Regions from separate parts of the Homo sapiens genome. Here region 2 is linked to region 1. The links are chromatin loops, found by intact Hi-C in ENCODE. Cell type or tissue: mammary epithelial cell. All regions are shown on one strand.

Evidence for each region. A loop is a pair of places that touch in the nucleus more often than their neighbours do. Peaks named below come from ENCODE experiments on the same cell type or tissue, not always from the same donor. Only the 100,000 strongest peaks of a DNase experiment are listed, where the experiment ranks them.
Region 2: a loop joins it to region 1, with 3 times the contacts of the local background. A loop is called at or near these places in 12 of 110 quality-filtered maps.

What each region holds. Positions count from the first base shown.
Region 1 is chr7:130,357,385-130,362,384 of GRCh38, reverse strand. It overlaps CPA5 (carboxypeptidase A5), which reads right to left. Exons shown (of 13, transcript NM_080385.5): 6 at 2,698-2,796; 7 at 1,141-1,242. Among named protein-coding and RNA genes, the nearest start is that of CPA5, 15 kb to the right of the region's middle. In mammary epithelial cell, a CTCF peak has its summit at 2,777; a DNase peak (open chromatin) is centred at 2,714; H3K27ac peaks cover 1,514 bases.
Region 2 is chr7:130,483,737-130,488,736 of GRCh38, reverse strand. It overlaps MESTIT1 (MEST intronic transcript 1, antisense RNA), which reads left to right. Exons shown (of 2, transcript NR_004382.2): 2 at 1-2,695. It also overlaps a transcript of MEST not described here. Among named protein-coding and RNA genes, the nearest start is that of MESTIT1, 4.7 kb to the left of the region's middle. RefSeq lists a silencer at 1,571-1,790 and an enhancer at 1,878-1,927. In mammary epithelial cell, a CTCF peak has its summit at 2,564 (motif pointing left); no DNase peak of the experiment used is centred here; H3K4me3 peaks cover 865 bases.

The DNA.
Region 1 (5,000 bases):
CTCTGGGCTACCTGGAAGGAGGTCCCTGAGGCATCCTCAGTGCCTGGGGCAGCTTTAAGCACTGGGTAAGAGGGTGTGTGTGCAGGTACCTGTCCATGTGCCCAAAAGTGCACACGTGTGAGGGCCTTTGAAAATATGGTGGTGCCATTGGCGAGCAAAGTGATCCATCCAGAAGCACAGAATTTCCCAGGATTGAAAGTATCTTAAGACCAGGGTTTCTCAAACTCTAATGGGCACATGAGTCTCCTGGGGATCTTATTCCAGTGCAGATTCTGACTTAGTAGGTCTGGGGAGGGGTCTGAGGTTTGGCATTTCTAATAAGCTCCCAGGTGATGTTGATGCTGCCATGCAGGGGCCGTGCTTTGAATAGCAAGGCTTCAGACAACATTAGAGAGAGAAGACCATGGCCCCTGGAGAAATGGAAGCAGGGACAGGTTAAGTCAAATCCCAAGTTAGGTGGGTCCACTTGGCTGCTCGGAGGAGCCCATCAGAGAATCGTTGAGAGCAGCAGCAGGCACCTGCCCTTCCTGACAGCTGATGCTAAACGCCCCGCAGGGTCCACACTCCCGGGTGCCCTTTTGGGCGCAAACTAAGAATTGCTTTCTGATGGGCTCTGCATTCACATCTCCTACTTCCTTCATGACCCAAGGAACTGCAGGGTCCTGAGTTGCTTGAATTCTGTTCCAGTGGCTCCTGTGAAGGGCTGGGAGGCTTCTCTATAGACTCAGGCATGTCTGTAGGGCTGTCTAAGCCAGATGACCTCATTAGCAAATGGGCCTTCTGTGTACCTCTCTTCCCATTGAACAGATGAAGCAACTGAGGTAATAGAACGCCAGCTCACCCACACTCACACCCCAAGTCCAGGGTGACAACTGCCAATCTGCAGCCCCAACTCCTTAGCCATCCTCCCACCTACTTCCTGACCAAGGACAGGCTAGGTCACCACACTGTCACCTCTTCATACTACAAGGGTGGATCTCTGAATGCCACAACCCCAAAGTTTATGGGTCACCTGGGGACAGGAGTAGACAAATTGTCCTTCTCCGCAAAACTCCCGCCCAGCCACTACCCCATATGAGATCAATCTTATGCCAGAGGCCCTCAAGGTAGAGTCTACAGGTTGACATTGTGGGCTTTTACCTTCAGGACAAGAATGGACTGGTTTTCAAAGCTGTTGCCAATCTGAATTTTTGAGACAATATCGGAATGCTCCATTACAAAGTTGTCAATCCAGCTATATATCTGAAAGGAAAGAAGTGTGTAAGATTGGCAGTTAAGCAGGAAGAGGGATGAACACTGGGGCCTCTCTGAATGTTCTCCCTGTCCCTTCCCACTCTCTTCAATGCTTTGGGTATTTAGACCCTCGAGGGTCTAAAAGAACCCAGATAAAGAATTGCAAAAATAGAGCACTCCCTCAGAGCTAAAGGAAGTGAGTTGTGATCTTGCTGGATTCCCAGGCTCCTTGCTCTGTGCAGAGCTATGCCTTTGCCTGGAAGAACAGTGTGTGCTGAGCCTGCTCAAATCCCCAGGCTTGACCCACATGGCTCTCTCTGGTTAGAAATTCTCTCTTGTCTCCATTCTTTGGCCCATTCAATCCGTTTGACAGATCTGACAGGCTTTGTAGTGTTGTTTTTATCTTCTCGCTCCTTTTAGACTGTAAGCCCCTTGAAGGCAGGGTTCTTGTTTTATTTATCTTTGGCATCAATAAATAGTGACAGACTGTATTATTTCATTCTCTTGTTCTTTCAATACATGTAATTGAATTAACAAATATATGAAAGAAAATGGATGCTCTATTGCATGACTTGTGAAGTGGGAAAAGCGATGATGATAATAGATGGATGGTATCAAGAAGGTCATGTCCTTTGACACGCAAAATGAGACGTGTGCCTTGAGTTCCTTTCTGGAGTGGGCATCCCTGCACCCTCTGTGTACATTCTCCTTTATAAACAAGTCACTTACCCTGGCTGGCTCTAACTGTGGTCATGAACTTTCTCCAAGTGAAGGCACCTCCCTTTTATTCTACAAACATGGCTGTCCAATGTGCCTGGCTTCCTGCCCCTCATATTATATACCCCAGCACCCATGGCTGGGGCCACTGAACACAAGGACTGGTCACGGGCTGAGAGCCCTAGGTCCCTAGCTGGAGGATTGGATATGTGTAAGAGTTAAAGAAAGAGGAAAGAAACACAAAATGTGGCTTCACAGTCAAGGACAAGTTTATTTTAGAGAAATAAACCCAGGAGGGGCTTCTGGCTGATTTTTGTCCTTTTTATAACTATAAGGACTGGATTTAGGCAGTTTTTTAATCCAGGGGAACTTAGAATGGTGGTGTTTGTTCAAGATGGCGACGCTCCTGCTCTGTCAAGATGAAGGTAGCTTCTACCTGCTCTATTCTGGCCCATAATGGGTCCCTGCGTTAGTGTTCTGCCTAGTAGACCCATTACTCTGCTCTGTACCTGTCTAGGGCTGTACAGTTGAACTACTGTCCCCTCTATCTGAATTCTGGCTTCCAGATCTCTTTGAATATGACTCTCTGCCTAACAGACCTTAACCTAATGTCTGCTGTACAGTCCCTAAGTGTCAGTCACAGTTTCCCATAAACCCTGGAGTCCTTCACTAGTTTCTGACTGAGTCAGGAGACCCTAAGGGGCCCAAAGACACAAGAGAGCCCAGAGCTTGCCCGGCCAGACCTACCTCCTCCAGGGTGTGGTATGATGAGTAACTGAAGCTGTTGGTGCTGCGCTCCAGCCGGCGGGATTTCGCCATGGCCTGTCTTTCCTCATCCAGCAGCACCTGGGTGATGGGGAACACATATTGGAAAGGAAGGGGAGAGCTGGGCTGGCTATGCCTCTTCTGAGCCCTGCCTCCACTGGCTGTGCATAAAGACAGCAGCAACACAGGAGAATGAGCCACCATGAGTGTGAACTGCACAACAGAAGGAAGGTCCAGGTTGCTGGCTGATTCTTCTGCCTGGCAAGCTGGCAGTCATGCTGCCATTTCCCAAATGATCACAGGGCAAGGAGTCCAGAGAGCTGGGTTCTAGGTCTGCCTCTGCCACTAACTGGCTGTGGAATTTACTGTGGCCTTAGTTTCCTCAGCTTGAAAATTGGGAAAGCAATATCTGCCTTGCCACCTCATAGGATAAAATGTAATAATGGATTTGAAGGTGTTTTTGGGGGAAAAAAGGTGCTCACAGTCTACTGCCAACATTGCTTTTGCACTTAATAAACACTCTGTTGAGTCAGGACCCAAGGTGAACCATGTGCACTGACCCCCCTGGGGGAAGCAGAGGGTTCCTCTGACCCCCAACATTAACTCCACTTCTAGGAAACAGCCTAGACAACTGGTATCCAAGCCATTCAGAAAGCCAGGCATGGCCAAAGTCAGTCCAAATCAATATGATTAATGTGCCAATGGTCTTTCACTTATCTCCTAAACACAAGTCTTGATGAGCCAAAAGCAATGTCCTTGGGTATCAACGTGGAGTCAAGCATTCAAGCCTTACATGGTACTTCCCGCTGCCCATACAGAGGGCAGTATAATGCCTGGTTGGGTTAACCACTCACTCACTGCTCAGACCACCTACATAATCTTGGGACATTTTTCTCTGCTTGGGTCACAGTGAGATGAGCTAGTGTCCTTCACCCAAGCCCATGCCCTTATAATGGCATCCAGGAGCCAAGGCACCCCAGGATTCAGCACAGACTGTCCAGTGTGGGAAGTACTCAGGTCGTCTGCCACAGAGGATGCTGAGAAAGCATCCTCATTAACGCGAGTTGCCCTTTGTTTGCAGCACTGGGCCACAACTAAGTCTTGCTGATAACTTATTTGGGGCTAGAGCCTTAGTTGACCAAGCTTCTTTATGTTCATGATCTCACTTGATCTGGTCAGATGACCTGAAAACAGGACAGAAATGAGCTATTTCTGTTTTAGAGCTAAAGCAGATTGGAGTGGTAAAGGGACTTAATGGCAAAGCTAACAAGTGGTGGAGGTGAGATAAGAACCAGGCATTCTAGTCTGTACCCTTGGGTTCCTTAAGGCCAACTATCAAAACTAAAGGCCAACAGTAATAACACATATGCAGGTTGGGCATGGTGGCTCACACCTGTAAACGCAGCACTTTGGGAGTCCAAGGCAGGAGGGTCGCTGGAGCCCAGGAGTTTGAGACCAGCCTGGGCAACAAAGCAAGGCCCCATCTCTACAAAAAATTAAAATTAAAAAATTAGTCAGGCTTGGTGACGCATGCCCGCAGTCCCATCTACTTAAGCTGAGGCAGGAGGACTGCTTGAGCCCGGGAGTTGGAGGCTAGAGTGAGCTATGATTGAGAGTGAGTTATGATCGTACCACTGTACTCCAGGCTGGGCAACAGAGTGACACCCTATTTCTAAACACACACACACACACACACACACACACACACACACACACAGAGGCACAAAAACACACACATACACAGATATGTTTATGTCTGTGTGTATGCATATGTGTGTAGACAGAAAGAGCATGCAAGTGTTAACAACAGCTAAAAACTCCATTGTACTATTCTTTCAATTTGAAAGATTTTTACAATGATGAAAACTCAAGGACCCCTGAGCATAAGAATGCAAGATACTAAAATCCCAAAAATATAAACCAAAATATTCGCAATGCCTGCTAAGATAGAAGAAGGCAGATTTGGAGTAAATTTTTTCTATCCTCTATTTTTACATTTTGGCAATGTGCTTATACTACTTCAATAAGAACTTTTTTTTTTTTTTTGAGATGGAATTTCTCTCTTCTTGGCCAGGCTGGAGTACAGTGGCGTGATCTCGCCTCACCGCAACCTCTGCCTCCCAGGTTCAAGCGATTCTCCTGCCTCTGCCTCCCGAGTAGCTGGGATTACAGGTATGCACCACCACGCCTGGCTAATTTTTTGTATTTTTAGTAGAAACAGGGTTTCTCCATGTTGGTCAGGCTGGTCTTGAACTCCCAACCTCAGGTGATGCACCCACCTCAGC
Region 2 (5,000 bases), 130 kb before region 1:
TAAATGAATTGCAAACTGAAGGTGTAACAGTTCTCGTATTTTAAGCTCCTACCATGAGCATGGATCTTCACCCAACATATCCCTGATCCTCACAGTAGCCTGGCTAGATGAGTATTTTCACTCACAGATTTCAGAGAGAGATACGGCAGCTCGGAACGCTAAGTGTTAGGATGTGAAGGGGCTGGGAACTGAACGCAGATGTGCCTGGCTCCAAAGTTGGCCTTCTTTCCACTACTCCACACTGCCTCCCTGTTTGAAATAGATGGGCATGTTTGGTTTGAAGAAAAGAAGCCTTGTGGAGTAAGTAGAAGAAGGAAATGTGTTAGCAGTCCTCAAATATTTGTGGAAGCAGCATTAGACATTTTATTCTGTATGGCTCCAATGAGTGCAAATTGTAGAGAAACAGATGTCGATTCAACATAAAGAATTTTCCAACATAGGGGCTGTCTAGAGGGATTGGGTGGCTCAGCCATTTTGGTATGGGACAAATTCTCTGTCCACTGGGGGCTGGGTAACCCTGTGGCAGGTATGCGAGCTCTGCATGTAAGACAATGAATGACCTGCAAGGTCTTTTCCCATCTGATGTAAAATAAGGCTCCAAGATGAACTGGAACTTGGCCAGGGTGATCCTCTACTGAGGGGACAAATTCACAGCTCAGTCTTCCCTAGTTATGTCCCTCAGCCCAGAACCCTTGGTACAACATGCTGCTTTGTACTGAGGGCAAGGCAAATTGAAGACATTATCATCAATAAAATCACATCGAGCCCGCTCTCAACCAAATTAACCAATGTGGCCGGGCGCAGTGGCTCATGCCTGTAATCCCAGCACTTTGAGGCTGAAGCAGGCGGATCACTTCAGGTCAGGAGTTCGAGACCAGCCTGGCCAACATGGTGAAACCCCGTCTCTACCAAAAATACAAAAATTAGCCATGTGTAGTGGTGTGTGCCTGTAGTCCCAGCTACTTGGGAGGCTGAGGCAGGAGAATAGCTTGAGTCCCGGAGGCAGAAGTTGCAGTGAGATGAGATGGCGTCACTGCACTCCAGCCTGGGTGACAGAGCGAGACTTCATCTCAAAAACAAAACCAAACAAAAACAAATTAACCAATATATCCCTGAAGCTACTGGTGTGTTCCTCTTCAGGCCCATTTTTGAGTAAAAGTGTTTGGCTGTAAAAAGCTCAAAAGATGAGTGGCAGACGAGGGAAGCAGTGGAACTGAATAATCTCTTACCCAAATAAGATGAACCTAAATGACAGATGGTTGTTTCTCCAGGTGACAGTATTAGTGGGCACCCCTAAACTATCTTCACACACCCTCTGCATTACTCCACACATCCCATTATCCCACAGCTGGTACTTCTTCACCAGGTACTCCTGCCCCACTATCCCACACCTAGAGGACATTTTATCCACTCAAACAGATAAATAGGCTGAAGGATTCTAATTAAGTAATAGAATCTTGCATTTTTATAGCTCTTTACCCTTTCACATATATCATCTCATTTGTCACTCACCACAGTCCCCTAAGGAAAACAGCTACTTTCTTTCAGACAGGCAATTTTCTAGCTGCCTGGGAGCTAGGAGGAGGAAAGGGCTTCAGCACAGGCACAGTCGCTCTTTCTCGCTTTTTTTTTTTTTTCCTGTTACTACCTTCCCACATTAGATTATGCCTCCAGCCAGAATGAGTCAACCAGGAGCAGGTGCTTCCGTTTTCCTCGACTGCTCTCCTCACCTCACACCTTCTTCAGCTGTCCCCCTCCCTGAACCAGGCCCCCAGCCGCGCCACCACTGCCGCTCTCCGCCCTGGTGACCCCAGCGCCTGGACCTGGACCGACACCTGCAGCTCCGACCCGGAACAGCCACGCCCTCTACCACTCGGTCACACCCGTGTGCCTGCGACCTTTCCAACCTCCAAGGCTGGCTGTCCCACAAGTAGGAAGGCGCAGCCTCCCAAGAAATCGAGTCCCCACGCCCAGGAGGGCGGGTGGAGCCAGCTAACGGAATGACTAAACTCTGTCGCGGGGGTCAAGCCTCGGCGAGGGTTGTGTGACTTTTGTGTTCTCTACGACCCCGAGGTGCTGGGAGGCGACGACCGAGGCTCTCGCCCACGTGGCCCTCTTCTGGACCGGCGGCGGCGCACCTCGTATGGGCACCCACGCGCCCCGGGAGCCCTCCCCTCGCCAGCACAGCCTCACGCCTCCTGGGCCACGCGCACTTACCTGCCCCTAGGACTGGTGTGGCCCACGCACACGAGCCACACCCCCAAGGAGGGCTAGTCCCACTCCTGGAGCGGGCTGCGAGGGTGCACGGGGAGGCTCCACTCCTTCCCCGCCCGCCTCTTACCTGATTCAGGTAAGACCTTGCCTACAGGACTCCATGTTTCGGAGAACCGGTTGCGCATGCGCTTCCTGAGGCCAGAGGTTCTCGGCCTTCACCCTGTTCCCAGGGAGGACCCGGCCACGAATACGCGGCTCGGGGCTAGAGCGTCGCCAGGTCCGCGCACAAGCCCATCGCCCCCGAGCCCAGCATGTGCTGCCGCCTTCTCCCTGCCAGGCGTCAGCGCCACCTATTGCAAAGGGTATGAAATGGCAGGCCGTGGCTTCGACAATAGCCTCCGGCATTGGATAAAGAGAATAAAATTGTATTCGGCCTGATCTGAGTACTTTTACATAATAAAAGTGAAGGCCAAAGAAGTGACATTTTGATAGTTATTAACTACCTAGAGATCTTCGGCGAGCCTTCCGTATTTCAGCCCTTCCCCTAATTTCGCAATTACCCTAAAGATGGTGTCCATCGCCAGCCCTCTCTCTACCCCGTGCTCTCGATCCTTATATTTGCTGCTTTCTGCTGTTCACATGGCGAACACAGGCATCACATACTCAACAAGGGCCAGGTGAAATTCACTACCCTTTCTCACCTCCTCTTTCCCACACTACAAACTGACCCCTGTCCTAAGAACTGACGCTTCCTTCTCTAGTCTGTATCTTGGTTAACGCACTTCTGTCCACCCCTGTCTCCCACACACTGTCACCAACCCCTGTGGAACAGTGGAATGAGACCAAGGGGTCGGGTACCCTTAGATACAGATCCCAACAAGTTCCCTCCTCCCCATCCTTTTCATCTTACCTCCCAAGGGTCTCTTGAGTTCAGCTTGCTCCCCTCCATTCCTAATGCCATTTGCCCTTGTTCGGGGCATTATTTCTCACCTGGACTACTGCCTCCTAATTGGCTTCCAAGTCTCCACCATCACACATTTCTGGTCCATCATTCACAAACCTGCCAAAGTGATTTTTCTAAAATGCAAATCTGATCACATCTCTCTTATAAAACTCTTTACTGACACCCTATTGCTGGTGCTAAATTCAAGCTCTTCAGCTCCGCATGCAAAACACTTCAAAATCTGGTCCTTGCCTTGACTTCCTCTAGAATCTTCTATCTTACCACCTCCATCTTACCCACCCCCACCAAAACCTCATGATCTGACCAAACATTACTAATTATAGTTCCTCCCAAAACACCATGCAGTTTCCTTTCTCCGTGCCTTTACACATGTTCTCCAGGACCAGCTATGTCCTGTCCCACTTGGGCTACCTAAAAAATTCCTCCTCGTTCTTTAAAAATCAATGTAATTTTCACATCCTCTTGCAAGCCTTCCATGAAACTTTCCTATGGAAATGATCCCTCCCTCCTCTGTGCTTTCTCTGTCCCTCTGTTGCCTTATCACATTGTTTTGTGATGATGTTTGCAGACCTGTCTTGTCTCTCCTACCACAGAGCTGAGCTTCTTGAGGACAAGGACAGCATCTTACTCATTTCTATGTCCCTTTTGCCAACCCAACATTTTAATTTTCTTTTTATAGACAAGAGATCTCACCCTGTCTCCCAGGCTGGAGTGCAGTGGTGCGATCATAGCTTGCTGCAGCCTCAAACTCCTGAGCTCAAGAAATCCTCCTGCTTCAGCCTCTCAAATAGCTGGTATTACAGGCATGCACCGTCATGCCCAGCTCAACCCAACATTTTATAATAATGATGATAAGAATGAATAACAGCAAATATTTGTTAATCGCTTTGTGCCAGACTCTGTGCTGAATTTCTCATATGTACATTTTTAACTTCTGATGATTACCCTATAAAGAACTATTATTATCCTAATTTTACTAATGAGAAAACAGGCTTTGAAAGATTAAGGAGCTTGCCCATGGTCACAGAGCTGGTAAATTGTGGAATCAAGATTTAAATCCAGATCTATCTGCTCATGTTTATCTATTCATCAGTTTGGTAGAACTAAAATATTTGAAAAACCACTAGTCATTTTTTAAAGTATTAATGCTTACAGAGTTAATTTATCTTTTAAAGGGAAAACACATAGCTATTCTACTCTAGTGGATGGAAATAGAGTGTTCTAATTTAAACTAATGGTATAGAAAGCCAAATAAATACTCTTGATGTCAGGCTAAATGAGAAAATGATCCTACTTTTATCCCATGTAATCTGTTCTTATTATATGAATGTTACGAGTATTTTTGCTTAGAGATTGATATATTACAAGCCAGTAATAGATTTTTCTTAAAAACTCCTTTTGAAGAAGAGAGATCTAAATTGAAAGACAACCATAGAATGTTTAATGAGTTGTGAGAGATGAAGATACCAAGATATTGTGAGGGACGTGTGAGGTCTAAATGAGTTAATATGTGTAAAGCACTTGGTGGGGTGCCTGGCACACAAGAAGCACTGTATTATTGCTGCCGCTGTTCTTATTAAGAACTTCAAGTAGCTTGCAATCCAGTGGTAGAGATAAACGCATAAGCTGACAACAAGTAATGTGATAAATGATGTAATTTAGCTATGATCAAAATTCTGTGGGCATTCCAAGGGGACAGGGTCTGCCAGGGAATAGGGAGAGTGGCAGGAAAACAAGATGGCACCCAGAGATCCCACAGCTGCAGAGTGAGCACGTTGCTAGAACTAGAGCAACGCAACCTTTTTCAGAAACACTTTATTTG